Linked DNA regions of Homo sapiens: region 2 is linked to region 1. The links are chromatin contacts, found by Hi-C or POLR2A ChIA-PET in ENCODE. All regions are on one chromosome and are shown on one strand. Each heading gives the region's core, a stretch centred on a gene start or an enhancer-like site at or near the end of the contact. The rest is flanking DNA. Distances are from core to core; before and after follow the strand shown. Region 1 overlaps VWC2L (von Willebrand factor C domain containing 2 like). Region 2 overlaps VWC2L (von Willebrand factor C domain containing 2 like).

The links. Hi-C counts contacts between places; a loop is a spot of excess contacts on that map. ChIA-PET counts read pairs that join two places held with the same protein, here RNA polymerase II (POLR2A).
Region 2: a loop to region 1 is called in a map of posterior cingulate gyrus, with 2.3 times the contacts of the local background. The contact joins two enhancer-like sites. A Hi-C loop is called at or near these places in 1 of 168 maps with a recorded cell type or tissue (posterior cingulate gyrus). POLR2A ChIA-PET finds 5 or more read pairs at or near these places in 1 of 52 experiments (OCI-LY7).

Annotation. Positions count from the first base shown.
Region 1 is chr2:214,478,938-214,483,628 of GRCh38, reverse strand. All of the region lies in intron 3 of VWC2L (von Willebrand factor C domain containing 2 like), which reads right to left. Among named protein-coding and RNA genes, the nearest start is that of VWC2L-IT1, 29 kb to the left of the region's middle. Within about 2 kb of position 2,201, at least 2 of the 41 ENCODE cell types and tissues checked have a DNase peak (open chromatin) inside an H3K27ac peak, as active enhancers do.
Region 2 is chr2:214,540,730-214,545,420 of GRCh38, reverse strand. The region is part of intron 3 of VWC2L (von Willebrand factor C domain containing 2 like); the gene reads right to left. Among named protein-coding and RNA genes, the nearest start is that of VWC2L-IT1, 33 kb to the right of the region's middle. Within about 2 kb of position 1,845, at least 2 of the 41 ENCODE cell types and tissues checked have a DNase peak (open chromatin) inside an H3K27ac peak, as active enhancers do.

The DNA of each region.
Region 1 (4,691 bases), core at 952-3,451:
CAGGAAGCAGTGATCTATTTAAGTTGAATGTAAACGTATTGCTGTTTTCCAAGGTGTTGTGGGTCTTGAAATCCATAATTGATAAAAGAGAACAGATTTTTGGAGGTCAGAAGGAGAGAAATACTGATATTCTGGGTACCAACTCACCAAATAATTGAAGACTTGACTGTCACACTGCAGTTTTCAAAATCTTTGAAATTCCTTTTTTTTTTTGCTTTTGCCAGATACATTATTCTAATTTTTATCATGCTAATTGAAGTTGAAAGCCTAACAGAAAAAAAAATAGTTAAGCCATTAACTCAGATTATTGTATTATGGCTTATCAGAGTCTATTTGCCTGCTCTCCATCTATTTGCCATCATGGACATTGTAGTGGTAGCTGGTACTCTTAGTTTGCACTCCATCTAGGCCAGACAGTAGTAAGGTGTAGGGCTGAAAACTCAGGCTCTGTGACCAGAAATGCTAGTTTCAACTGAAGTACTTAGGTTCTGTTTACATGACATGCTAAACAACCAGTCAATTAGAATGTCACATTTCAAGCCTCCTCATTCATATGATAGGGATATTAGCAGAAGGAGAGTATATTGATTGCAAGCTCACTGCCTGCAAACTGCTGCTGGTGGTCAAAGGAGAGGGAGGAAGGGGTAGCTGCTTTGCTACCAGGAATGGGTTGAGAGACTGCACACAAGTACTCTTAGAACAAATGGTCTTTTGACACTTCTGCCCCGCCCCCTCGAATGGGGCAGATGCTCAGAATCCAGGACAATAGGTCTTAGGGAGAAATAGGGGGAAAAATTCAAACATCAAACTGGCTATCAAGTAGACTGAAATTGATGTTAAATAAACCTTATTATTATTATTTTTTTGAGATGCAGTTTCACTGTGTTGCCCAGGCTAAACAGCCTCCCAAGTAGCTGGGATTATAGGTGTTATACCACAGTGCCTGGCCATTAAAGAAAAAAAAATATATATATATATATTTATTTATTAACTTTTAATATTAAATTTTTTTCTCTCTCTTCAAACTGGTAAATATATATATTTGTTTACCAGTTTGGAGAGATATATATATATATGTGTGTGTGTGTGTGTATATATATAGATACACACATATACATACACACATATATATACATACATACATACATACACGTATATATGTGTGTATGTGTATATATATATTTTACCAGTTTGGAGAGACAGAAAAAATTTTCTCCATGCTGGTACTGGGGTCAGTAATGGAAAGGATGGTTCACAGGCTCAAGAAGGCATTATGAGGGAGGAGGAATTGAGTAGCGTGTTTTAGGAGGAAGCTTGTTGCTTTACATTTTCTTTATCCACATTAGAATTATTAAAAATCTTTTTTCTGCATACTATCAGATGCTATTGGTGAGCACCGAAGAGCATGAAGGCCTATGGCAAATAACACTTTTCTTAAGGTTGTGAGTACATAGACTCCTATTTGGTTTTTAGACCTATTGCGACTGTTCATTTTAGTTATTCTGCCATGTTTAGTGTGGCTGCATTTATTTTCGTATATTTTTGCCAATGTTTCAATCATCAGTATCCCAGATCATGATACTGTCTGCCTTAGTGGAATATGTGCTTTAAAATCAGGGGTTGGTTTGCTTTGAGCAATATTTTATTTTCTCCGTTAATTGCATTGTCTTCCTTGTATTGAACATTTCTTTTCCCCTGTTAACTAAGAACATTTACAAAATTATACTAGGCACCAGTATCTGGGAAGTGGCATCTTAAATGAACACAAACCTTTCTGTTATTTTTATTTTCAAGAATACAATAAAGTATTTGTGATGTCTTCAAAAGAGCAAACTTGATGGGATCAATGCTATCATATTACAAAATTAGAATGTAAGTCAATATTTCAGTATTTGTAATGCAGCTTAACATCAGGACTATAGAATTTGTGTAAAATTTAAAAACCAGCATCTTTAGGTACATCAGATGTCAAACTATTATTTGTGGTTACTTAAAAATATATCCATGTATCAGTTGTGTATTGCTGTATAACCACACCAAATCTTGCTGGGTTTAAACAACAATGATTAGTTCTTTCTCATAGTTCTGGGGGTTGACTGGACAGTTATTCTTTTGGTCTTTTTTGAGCTCACTCACAAGGCTTCAGTCAGCTGTCAGCTCAGACCTAAAGAGCTCAGATTTCAAGAACATCTAAAAATAGCCTCATTCACGAGTCTGAGATCCCAGTCCTAGCTGTCAGCTGAGCCTTTTTCTCCACATAGTCTCTCATAATTCAGTAGTCTAGCCTGGACTTCCTTACATAATGGTAGGAGTGTTGCAAGATGATGAAAACAGAAGCTGTAAGATCTGTTAAGGCTTAGCCTCAGAAGCCTCCCAACATCATTTCTGCTGCAATCTATTTGTCAAAGCAATTCATAGCCAGCCCAGTTTTGGGGAGTGGAGAAATCGACTCCACCTCTGTTTAATGGGAAAAGCAGAGTCACATTGAAAAGGGAGGTAGACAGAGAAGGACATTGGTGTTATTATGGTGAATCCCTATTGCCATTTTCTAAGCTGATTTTTTTTCTTTGGAGGTTTGCATTTCTCTGCCCCTACAGTCTTCTTCCCACTTAGCTCAGTACTTTAGCTCAGTTTGGCTTTAGGTTATAATAGTAAACAAATCACTTCATCTTTTGCAGCAGAGATTACTAGTTGTCCTCCAAAATCCATTCTTTCTTTCTTCATCAGAAATACATCTACCTTTTTTTTTTTTTTTTTTTTTTTTGGCTTGGCATATGGACCTCTGAATAAAGAAGACTTTTTCAGCCTTTTATTCTGTTAGGTGTGGTCATGGGACTGATTTCTGTCCAGGGGGATGTAGACAAATGGGATGTACTTTAAGGAAGGGAGTGTGCCTATTTTCCAAGCTCCTTCCTGGAGCTTGGAGTGCAGATGTAATAACTCATGTTCCAGTAGCCATCTTGGATCATGAAGTTATCCCCAGAATGAAAACCATGTCTAGTGGACTAATAAGATGAAAGGAGCCTGGGTCCCTGACACCAAGAAGTGCTACACTAGCCCTGGACTGATTTATTCTAGATTTCTTGAATGTGCAAGAGATAGATATTTCTAAACTGAGCGTGATTCTTTGGGCTTTTCTAATATTCGCAGATGAACCTGAATGCTAACATATCTCCTTTCATTTTACAATTAGAGAGCCATTCTGAATGTATTGAATCCATATCAAGTAATTGTCCATTCATCTTCCAATATCATGCAGACATGGAAACTTAATCATCTTTGCTTTTAGTCAACCATAACTTTAAAACATATCACAAACATCTGGGACTTTAGGTTTTTTCTAGTTTTGTTAATTCACATTATCTCTTTTATTACCATACAATATCAGGAATTAGTAAGAATTTTTTAAAAATTCATTTGCCCTTTAGTATACACAGGGCATTAGTTCCAGAATCCCCAAGGATATAAAAATCTGCAGATGCTCAAGTGCTTATGTGAAATGGTATACGTAATATTTGCATATAGCCTACTCACATCCTCCCATATACTTTAAATAATCTCTATATTACTTATAATATGTAATACAACGTAAATTCTGTGTAAGTAGTTGTTATACTACATTATTTAGAAAGTAATTACAAGAAAAAAGTCTGTACATGTTCATTAATGACACAACCATCCTAGGATTAACTACATTTTCAATCATCATTGGTTGAATCCATGGATGCGGAACCACAGATAGAGAGGGCCAAGTGCAGTGAAGTATTAAAAACTAATACAATCTTATTAGATTGAATGTTCTTTCTTCTTGCTCTATATCCAGATTATTATTATTTTGAGACAGAGTCTCACTCTTCTTGCTCAGGCTGGAGGGCAATGGCACGATCTCAGCTCACTGCGGATTCAAGCGATTCTCCTACCTCAGCCTCCTGAATAGCTGGGATTACAGGCACCCGCCACCATACCCAGCTAATTTTTATATTTTTAGTAGAGATGGGGTTTCATCATGTTGGCCAGGCTGGTCTTGAACGCTTGACCTCAGGTGATCCGCCTGCCTCAGCCTCCCAAACTGCTGGGATAACAGGCGTAAGCTACCATGCCTGGTTCAGATTATTTTTAAAAATTTAGGAACAGTCAATTCCTTGAGAAAGTGGACCTGTTAGTAGATTTTATATTTTGATTGCTTCTTTTTGATGGGTACAAAAAGAGATAAAAATTCAAAGTTTTATAGTCCAAAAGTCCAACAACAGGGCACAAATAGATAAATAGGGAGAATAAATGAAGTAAAAATTTTGTGGTCATTAAAAAGATAAACACTATGACTATCAAAAAATAAGATATTTTTATGGAAAGGATTGTCCATTTACCATGAATATACCTGTAAAAGATATTAGGATGGGAAGTTTGCTTCATCATTTATAAATGACATGATATCATGGTAACAAAATTAGTTTGAGATGATCTCACCCATGTGGAGAATTTACAAAGGGAGTGACCTCTCCCATGATCCTTGGGGTCCTCTGCAAGATCAAAGTTATTAGAGGGGGTCAGAATGTGTGTGAGAGTGAGGAGGGGGCATCGCTGAAGAGACTTTTGAGGAAATAGCTGTTCTGCCTGAACCCTCATGTCTCACTTTGGAGAGGAATGTGTGGCAGTATGAGTTCCTAATCCCAAGCCTAATGAGGCGGCAG
Region 2 (4,691 bases), core at 596-3,095, 62 kb before region 1:
ATTTGTGTCATGAATCCAAAAAGCAACAGCCATGTGTAATTCCATATTTTCTAGAGCAGTTTGTTTAGGGCTGATATTCAGTGTGTTGGCAAAGAGTACTTAAAGATGAACAATGAATAACAGTGGCTTTTAAATGGAGGGTGCACGCGGATATAACACATGTCAGTGCTCCTAAAGTACCTTGTAGATTTTTTTCTATTTTAAATATTTCTCTATTTGCAAAATATTTTTATCCACTTTGACTATATTACTACTTTGCCCTTTTATTTTATAATCCTTCGAAGTTTTATATGCATCATATTGCTTTTCATGGTAGTTTTCCTATAATTGCTAGTGGATGCATTTAGCAATGAATTTCTGGAGATTGAGATTTTAGACACTGCTTTCCAAAGTAACCTAAAAGACTTTGTAGTTTAAGTGGTATGGAATATGTGAAAAATCAGGATAATTGGGAAACAACATAGCAGAGTAAATTTGGGACCTTTCATTCAAATCTTAGTTTTTGTACTTACTAGCTACATAGTAAGTTACTTTGCCAACTTACTTAACTTCTCTATGCTGTAGTTTTCTTCATCTGCAAAATGGGACAATAATAGCATCTACCTCGTAGGGTTGGTATAGGGTGTAGAATACCCTATAGCATAATAGAAGAGATCACTCCATTAACCTTTTGTAATCATCTCATCATATTTGCAATAAACATAGTAGTGTCCCCTATTATAGAAAACAAATTGGAACTCAGAGGGGGGAAGAGACTTTCCCAAGGCTCATTTCAAAACCTGTGTGCCATTCGCCATTATTCAATCACTTGTTTGGTTACCAAGTTTTGGCTGGAGACTCTCCATCCTATAATGAGGATGGCATCCTATATCAGGGAGTAACAAGCGTACCAGTCCTTAGGCTACAATGTTCTGGGAAGGACAGTCAGGAGTACGGGGTATGTTCCTGAAAGACCTCCAGGCCTAAGGAATTTCTAAGTCATAGAAGACAGGCTGTGTTGACCAGTTTGGGTGAGCAGCTCCAACTTGCTACTTATCAGTGGCCGGCTACTACTTTCTTGAAGGCTTTACAAGTCACATCTTCTCACAGTACTTGGTTCTAGCTAAACAAATGAATCAGCAGCTCTGAGGATACACCTCTATTACAACAGGGCTCTCTAATCTATACCTGTACAGATAAATGCCCAGAGAATTCAGAATGCTAGGAATATGGCACGGCAATCCATTCCTGGAGTCACTCCCTTTCCCCTTTTCACAAACACAGAGCAAATAACTTGGAATCAGAAGCCATGGATTCTAGTTTTGAGTCTGTGTCTTATCAGATGTGTGATCTTTCTGAGTCTTAATTTCTCACTTTTAGGCAGAGATAACAATACTATTTCTGTGTTTTTGTCCCCATAGGGTTGCAGAATAGCCAAGTACAATCGTAAGAGAGAAAACATTCCTGTAACTTGCAAAGCGCTATAGATCCTTCTGATCTTCATAGACATGATATTGGCAAGTAAACATACTTCTGGGTACATCATAAAGGCTTTAGGTTTTCCCTTACCTGGCGACAAAATGAAAGTGAAGCCATTTGGCAGATCTGGCCAAAAGCCAGAACTGTGATATGCCCTGTAGGAGCCACTTAGCACTTTAGAATCAACCAAACCAGTTTGGCTTTGAGAGGGCATATAGGATGCTGTTTGGAATTCCATTGTTTATTCAATTAAGCTGAGGGACCTTGCCAGCCATCTTCATTTTCCTCTCTTAGTCTTTTTTTTTTTTCTTTCTCTTCCTTTCTTTGGTCAGCATATTCAGCTAGAGGATGACTAATCTATAAGTTTTCTCAGAGCAAATACCACATGGCTTGTTCTTCTGGAATGTGCTCTAGGTAAAACAATACTTTTCATTGACTATTATATTTGATAACTATCTTCAAAAAAACTCTGTTTATGAAATGTGAAGATAAAAACTTGACGATATTGATTAGATTATCTTGGTTGACTTTCAAAACAAATTGCAAAATAGAATTAGCTTTTCCCTATAATTCCTATCCAGTTGAATTTCATTCATGTGAAACTGATGTTACTATACGTAATAAGTTTTATATGATTAAACCAAATATATTTAAAGGTAAACACTCTATGGAGAATTGAGAGGCCTCAAAAATGAATTAAATCTTGGCTAGGTTGAAAGTTACGTTTGAACATGTGTTAATGAAACCATTTCTATTCAACTTAAGAATTCTGGGGGGAAGCAGGGTGTATCAGAATGGGAGGTTAGTACTCAAACTTAGAAGTCAACTTTTCATATTGACCTAAAAGAGATGCTGTCATTAGGTTGCTATTGCCACTGAGTATCTGCCAGAGAAAATATGTAAACTGAATGTTACATTCCTTGAGGTGTGAGTAATTCTATGAGCAGGATTAAGATTTTTTCATGAGAACTATCAGAAACTGTTCTCATAGTTGTTGCAAGGAAAAGGCATTAGTATGATACAGTGACAATCTAATACAGAGGAGGTGTGCAATAAATATTTGCTTGAATGAATGAACCCTAATTTGGCTCATGATTTCTAAACTGTGCACAAGTTTCAGTAATGTGGAGGTTTATATAAATATGTCTTTGATGAAAGTGTATGAAAATTGTACAGCCATTAGCTTTAACCACCCCTGGGATAAATTTATCCCTGGAGTAGGAAAGGCGGAGAGAGTGTGAAGGTTGAAAGATTGGAAAGGGCACAGGAGAGGCATACTAGTGGGATAATAAGATGCAGGGAGCTTGTTTTGACCGCTGCCTGCAGCAATTTTCACTTGCCTAGGGCACCCCGTCACTGCGTGGTGGACAGTAGCTAAAATAGGAATTCTGTCGGCCTTGGCAGCTGTAACACCAGCATCTGCATCTTGCATTAACTGCACATTTATGAATGATGTCAGGGTGGATCTGAGCCAGGCAGCAGCAGGAGAAGCTTTCAGTTGCTTCAACTTTGCTCCCACCTCCGTGTTAGGACCATCCAAGTCTTGTCAGCAGCAATGATTGCTCACTGATGCTGCAAGCGTGGAAGACAGGCAGTTGGCAATCTCAGTCCCCAGACAGGCACAACAGCTGGTATCAGGCACCTGAGAGGGAATGCGATCCTGGTGGGTTTTGGAGGTGTTTATGTCATCTTCCAAGCTGTCTGAGAGCTTGGTGGGTTTGTGTATACATGATCAGATGCAAATAGTCCCCAGTGAGCATAGCTTGTTTTCCCAAAATTTTACTGCACTGCACACAAGGACAAGCCGAAGGAACTGTGTTAATAATCTAGTGGTGAGAGCCACCTAAAATAAGAGGAAGCCATTACAGCCAGGCAGACTGTCATCAGCATTATATTCACTCAGGGAGCCAATGCTGTCCGATAATGAATGACCTCATCCACGTGATCAAAAATAAACAACAGCAGCTCTTCAGCAGGTGAACTTCCCTTCTGGTGGCTGTTTATTATTCTGAATTAGAGTCAACACTTTTACCTCTGGGAAAAAAAAAAACAGTAAACAGTGTTTACTCTTCCCCAGAACTCTAATGCTATCTAAAATTCACCTAGAATATATGTTTTAGTGACTCAGATTAAAATCTCCAGGTTACTAGTGTAAATGCATTATCTGATTACTATGAAATAAACAAAAGCTCTGTGATTGTGTATGTGCTAGTTGTCAGGCACAGAGCTGAGTCTCGTACATGCTAATTGTCTTAGTCCCAGTTTTAGAGATGGGAAAACCATGGTTCGTTGGGGTTGAGTGATTGCCCAAGGTCCTACCTAACGTGTGGCAGAGCGAGAATGCAAAATGAAAACTACCCTAGCCCAAACTCAAGTCTTCATCACACTGCATGCTGCCATTTTCATCCATGCACTACCCAAACAATTATTTCTAGGCTTCCATTACAAATTTTAAGTTCATTCAATCATTTCTTTGACAAATGTTTGAGTTCCTATTCTATGCCCAGAAGCATGCTAATCAATGACACAAGACTGCATGGAGCAATGAGGCAGCTCTAATGACAATGGGATTAGGAGTCCACAGATTAGCAGAAAAGGACATATGTCTAGTGTTTCAGCCTGATGTAGAAACAGCTAAATGTCACTCAGATAATAAAGAAGTCAGACTTTTTTTTTTTCCATTTGGGTGGTACCAAGATGAAAAACAAAATGAGACAATTAAAAGGGATGAAGAATAAACTATATAAAAAGCCCAATGATCCTGACTGGGGATAGCTGAATAGAGGACATAATGCTCTTCATCCCAGCCCAGATAATCATCTCTTACAGCATCCTACCATTTTGTGCCAAAGTTATCTCTGGAGTTGGTATAAGCAAAACAGCCTGCATATTATTAGCTGAAGAACCAGTCTTTTGTGATCTTATCCTTTCCAAGTATTAACAATTAACTAGCATGTCTCAAGAAAAAAAGTGCACCTGGGCTGGAAGAAGAAAAGCTAAACTTAGAGATATTAAAGGGCTAAAATAAAGTGCAATAAATGGAGATTAATTGACTGCTTTGCATGTGTTGCCTGAAGAAGAGCTTTGGTCTGACTCTGTCACTGATGAAAGACAGAACATTTTGACACTCTTAAGGGCATATATTACCATGAAATCTGTCCCAAGTCCCTTTTGTCTTGCTTTCTGATGTATTGTTTACGGATGCTAGGCATTTTAATAGAAAAGCCGTCTGC